Linked DNA regions of Homo sapiens: region 1 is linked to region 2. The links are chromatin loops, found by intact Hi-C in ENCODE. Cell type or tissue: K562. All regions are shown on one strand. Each heading gives the region's core, and the rest is flanking DNA. Links, peaks and the distances in the headings are about the cores only. Region 1 overlaps ABCC4 (ATP binding cassette subfamily C member 4 (PEL blood group)). Region 2 overlaps ABCC4 (ATP binding cassette subfamily C member 4 (PEL blood group)).

Region 1 (2,815 bases), core at 294-2,793, 63 kb after region 2:
TCTGGATGGAGATAGGAATATCGTGCCTTGCTGGGATGGCAGTTCTAATCATTCTCCTGCCCTTGCAAAGCTGTTTTGGGAAGTTGTTCTCATCACTGAGGTAAGAGAAATACTGCTGTGAAAAATGTCATATGTATTTGGTAACATCCACAGTCTTCCCAATGCTTTTGTTCAGAAACAAACTAAATGCCTTTTATTATCTCTTCCTTGCATATGTTGCAGCTCTTCAGGCTCAGCCAAGGGGGCCTCTGTCCTTATGCTGAAGGCAAATCTTCAAGGGAGAAAGGTGAAGGCATTCACTGGCTCCTCCCAGCCAGCTTTTCAGGCGCTGTGGCCTCAATAAGTAGAGTGTCCTTAAGCAGAAATCACATATGTAGAAGTTAGTTAAACATATAATGAATAATGATAAATTGAAATGTTTCATAGGCTCCATTCTAGCTGCATACATCTTTACCGTGCTTGTGTTAGAGCTGTTTTCACGTGTATATATGTGTGTTATTTTTAATTCAGTATTTCCATTAAATTGTAAGCTCCCCAAAGGCAAGGTGAATTTTAATGATGTAGTTATAAAATCACACAGTCCTAGTAGCATATGTGTTAGGAATATGGTTGTTAGCTGGTCGTGGTGGCTGAAGCCTGTAATCCCAACACTTTGGGAGGCCAAGGCAGGTGGATCACTTGAGGCCAGGAGTTTGAGACCTGCCTGGCCAACATGACAAAACTCCGTCTCTACTAAATTTAAAAAATTAGCTGGGCATGGTGGTACACGCCTGTAATCCCAGCTACTTGGGAGGCTCAGGCACGAGAATCACTTGAATCCAGGAGGCAGAGGTTGCAGTGAGCCGATATTATGCCACTGCACTCCAGCCTGGGTGACAGAGTGAGACTCTGTCTCAAAAAAAAAAAAAAAAAAAAAAAAAAAAAAGAAATACAGCTTTTGATCAAGAGATTAATGATGATAAAATAAATTAGACTTGAAGCAGGTTCCAACGAATTGGAAATGGTTCATTGTCAAGGTTGTCAGCTGGATCGAGATGAGCCACTGTTGGAAGTGCATTGAGTTCTTTGTTTTATGCTTTTGCTTATGGTGTATTTTCTACTTGGACCTTCCCCTCTTTGCCATCTGGAGAAATAGTCCTTGTCCTTTGAGGCCCCGTTCAAATGCTCCTGGTCCTCTGAAGCTTTTTTTTTTTTTTTTGCTCTCCTCTTTCCCGGTGGAGTTAACAAACAGCCCTTTCTTTTCTGCTCCCCAGCACTTCATTCCCATTTTAGCACTCTCTGACCACTGTGTTATCGTCAGGCTCGGGTGCCTTTCTGCCTTTCCTGCCCACCTGTGAGCTCCTCGAGGGGACAGATGACATCTGACTCATTTTCATGTCTTCCTCAGCAGATATTACAAATTCTCCAAAATACTTGTTGAGTTGGTATAGATTGTTGACTTCCTAATCGAAGTCTTTTTCTATTTGTATTTTGAGTAGGACCTGTCTGTGTTGTCGGAAGCAAAAGCGCTGTAGGGAACCATGTGATGCAGGTCCCTGCCTGTGCCTGCCGCTGATAAGGGCAGGCTGTGATCGCTCAGGCTCATCTCCCGTGTCTGGTTCCCCTTAGGAGTAAAACTGCAACTTTCACGGATGCCAGGATCAGGACCATGAATGAAGTTATAACTGGTATAAGGATAATAAAAATGTACGCCTGGGAAAAGTCATTTTCAAATCTTATTACCAATTTGAGAAAGTAAGTTTTTGTATACATTGTACCATATTTTTGTATTTTTCTATTTGCTATTCTTGTTGATGGTTTTAGAAGTTTTACTATGTTTTCACATTATGGGAAGTTCAGTACAATCCATCCCAGTCCCCACGCTTGGCAGTTGGGTTAAGTAGAATGGTAGAGAACGTTATTTTCACTTGGTCTTCCATTTACCATGTTCTTAAACAGAAAGCATGTATGCTTCTTACTAATACAAAAGTGAAATTCCAAATGTTTCTGAATATCCCAAATCCCAACAATGAGTCTAAGATGTTAGTATTTGAGAATAATGGTGTTTAAAATAAAACTATAATTTATATTAATGTAGCCAAATGGACAAGTTATAGAGACTGGGCATATCTATATTGGACCAAACTATATGAATCAGTATTTTTCATTCCAAACAGGCATGGAAATACTGTTAGTTGTGCTTTGTTTTATTAGAAATTTTGGAGGGGGCTGGGCGCAGTGGCTCATGCCTGTAATCCAAGAACTTTGGGAGGCTGAGGCGGGTGGATCACCTGAGGTCAGGAGTTTGAGACCAGCCTGGCCAACATGGTGAAACCCTGTCTCTACTAAAAATACAAACATTTGCTGGGCGTGGTGGCACATGCCTGTAATCCTAGCTACTTGAGAGGCTGAGGCAGGAGAATCGCTTGAACCAGGAGGCGGAGGTTGCAGTGAGCTGAGATCGCACCATTGCCTGGGCGACAAGAGTGAAACTCTGTCTCAAAAAACAAAATATGTATTTTTTTTTTGGCTTTTGGATTAAATATTTGATTAGTTGTTGCATTCCAGCACATGATACTTCTTATGATTTCTTGGGTAGTTCCTGGCCACCTCTCACCTTTGCACTTTTTTGTTGTTGTTGCCCAGGATGGTCTCAAACTCCTGGGTTCAAACAATTCATCCACCTCAGCTCCCAAAGTGCTGAGATTGCAGGCGTGAGCCACTTTATCTGGTTGACATCACTGCTTTTTTAAAAACCTGTACTCTCTTTCAGGAAGGAGATTTCCAAGATTCTGAGAAGTTCCTGCCTCAGAGGGATGAATTTGGCTTCATTTTT
Region 2 (2,815 bases), core at 36-2,535:
AGGGTTTCACCATGTTGGCCAGGCTGGTCTCAAACTCCTGACCTCAGGTGATCCACCTGCCTTGGCCTCCCAAAGTGCTGGGATTACAGGCGTGAGCCACCGTGCCCGGCCCCACATGTTTAGTACTAGATGCTAAAATCAATCTGTGGCCTTGTGGAGTTTATAATCCACTGAATTAATTTAGATTAATTCACAGGATTAATTTAGATTTCATGTTTGAATATGAAATTTGTGGTCATTTAAACAGAAACTGGGCTGGAAAGTACTTTTTTCTCTGTCTGTGAAAGGTTTTTTTAGGGCAAATGAACAGTATAAATTAGATTGCTTAGAGAATGTTGTAAACACATTTTACCACAGACACTTTATGTGCACAAAGAGGCTTGGCGTGTTGGCTCACACCTGTAATCCCACACTTTGGGAGGCCAAGTGGATCACCTGAGGTCAGGAGTTTGAGACCAGCCTGGCCAACGTGGTGAAACGCTATCTCTAGTAAAAATACAAAAAATTAGCCGGGTGTGCTGGCGGGTGCCTGTAATCCCAGCTACTCAGGAGGCTGAGGCAGGAGAATCACTTGAACCTAGGAGGTGGAGGTTGCAGTGAGCCGAGATCGTGCCATTGCACCCCAGCCTGGGCAACAAGAGCGAAAGTTCGTCTCAAAAAAAAAAAAATATGTGCTTAAAGAACATGCTGGAGCATTTCCTCTGAGGAAGTTATCTCAGGTACTAGAGATTAATCAGCCTGCACCTCTTTGTGTATATTCAATAATTTAGATTTTTTGTGAGTTCAAACTGGCTTTTTCTTAAAGTTGGTGGGGAGAGGCATGTGATCAGACTTCTTGGGTGGTTAGGAGCTTTTTGGATTGAGTCCCGTCTGTTTTCCAGGCTGTTGGCTAATGGTGATTAAAGGCCCAGGGAATCCTGCTTGTCTCCTTCCAGTTTCGTGCAGAGCTATGTCACGCTGCGTGCTCTGTTTCTGTTAGGACCAATGTCTGTTTGTTATATAAATAGAAAAGGAACATAAAGCTAAGGAACCAAGAAGGTTCCATTACAGATCAGTGTCTCAACGTATCCTTGAGGTTTGGTACAAGTTCTCCGCTTCCTGAAATTTTTGGACAAACATTGTGACATTCATAAATACCGGACTGCTAGGATATTGAGGGCTGAGGTAACGCAAATACTTGCTGTGGTTTTATAGAGTAATAATCTGTTAATCATAGCTGTGGCCTTAGAGAATAAACAACCTCTGTGTAGGCTTCTTTGTAAGAATGGCACAGCTGACGGGGACCTCTGCGAACCAAAGGCCAGCGTGTGACCTTCTTATCCTCTGCTTCCTAGGCCAGCAGTGACTGCCTTTGGAGATCTCATTGTTTACAGCCCTGTCTCTGACTCAGGGTGGCAGATTATGTTTTTGGTAGAGCCCAGCCAGCCCCTATCACATTGCACACTAATGTAATCCGTCGGCAGCTGTCTCTGTATTCATTATTTAGCTGCACTAACTGGAGTTAATCATAGATCTGAGCTAAACTTTGTTATGGGTCAAGAGAGAAAGGCCATCTGGCTATTTCTTGGGTCGTCTTGGGTGTATTTTTCCACTGCTTATCATTTGACCACCATCTGTTTTTTGAGACGGAGTCTGGCTCTGTCCCCCAGGCTGGAGTGCAGTGGCGCGATCTCGGCTCACTGCAAGCTCCGCCTCCCAGGTTCACGCCATTCTCCTGCCTCAGCCTCCCGAGTAGCTGGGACTACAGGCGGCTGCCACCATGCCAGGCTAATTTTTTGTATTTTTAGTAGAGATGGAGTTTCACCATGTTAACCAGGATAGTCTCGATCTCCTGACCTTATAATCGTCTCGCCTCGGCCTCCCAAAGTGCTGGGATTACAGGCGTGAGCCACCGTGCCCGGCCCATTTGGCCACCATCTATGAGGCATCTGAAAGAAGAGAAACTCATGCGTGGTGGCTCTGCCTGTAGCTTCCCTACTCAGTGTGGTTTGCAGACAGTAGCATTGCCATCATCTGGGGCTGGGGAGAAACACAGGTTCTCATGCTCTGTCCCAGACTTAGTATCAGAATCTCTACTAGATCTCATGCGTGGGCCCTGGCCAGCCCCCTGTTGTGTGCTTGGTTGACGCTGGGCTGCTGCTGGTAGACCTCCCTTTCTCTTCTGTGCCACAGGGTCTCACCAAACTGCAAAGGAGGTGGGTAATAAAGTCAAACCCTGTGCCAGGAATGATGGGAGAAGGAAGGGTCAGACCCACAAATGGGCCAAGGAATGGATTAGGTGAGCTAAGCTGTGGTTGTAGTTCAGCAGTCACTATTACGCCCACCTTTTCTTATTCCTTTCCTATTTTTCTTTTCTTTCTTTTTTTTTTTTTTTTTCACAGCCTGGTAATGTGGAATATTTACTTTTCTTAAATCACTGTATTAAAAGATGAAAAAAGTCATTTTTTCTCTTCCCCTTCCCACAGTCATTGTTGATTAGAGAAAATACTAACAAAATATATTAATTTAATTTCCAACTACAGATAACACCAATATTAATAGTTGGGTGACTGTCCCTCTTTTCATGGAGAAAACCTAATGCCTATCAAATGCCCAACGTTGAAGAGCTATACAAATGTGGATTTTCTGGTCGTCTTCCTCCCTCCCTTCCTTTATCCTCTCTTATGACAGAAAATTACAAACATGTACAAAAGTAGAGGGAACAGTAATGAACCCCTGAATACCAGTCTGTCAACAATGATCAATTCCCAGCCAATCTTAACCCTCCTTCTACTCATTTCCTGCCCTAGAAGTGTTACTTTTTTTGGCACATCTG

The links. Peaks named below come from ENCODE experiments on the same cell type or tissue, not always from the same donor. Only the 100,000 strongest peaks of a DNase experiment are listed, where the experiment ranks them.
Region 1: a loop joins it to region 2, with 4 times the contacts of the local background. A loop is called at or near these places in 12 of 110 quality-filtered maps.

Annotation. Positions count from the first base shown.
Region 1 is chr13:95,206,719-95,209,533 of GRCh38, reverse strand. It overlaps ABCC4 (ATP binding cassette subfamily C member 4 (PEL blood group)), which reads left to right. Exons shown (of 31, transcript NM_005845.5): 6 at 1-100; 7 at 1,609-1,734; 8 at 2,753-2,815. Among named protein-coding and RNA genes, the nearest start is that of SNORD13G, 2.2 kb to the left of the region's middle. RefSeq lists an enhancer at 1-146. In K562, for the core only: no CTCF peak of the experiment used is centred there; a DNase peak (open chromatin) is centred at 1,533.
Region 2 is chr13:95,269,902-95,272,716 of GRCh38, reverse strand. The region is part of intron 1 of ABCC4 (ATP binding cassette subfamily C member 4 (PEL blood group)); the gene reads left to right. Among named protein-coding and RNA genes, the nearest start is that of ABCC4, 30 kb to the left of the region's middle. In K562, for the core only: no CTCF peak of the experiment used is centred there; a DNase peak (open chromatin) is centred at 1,516.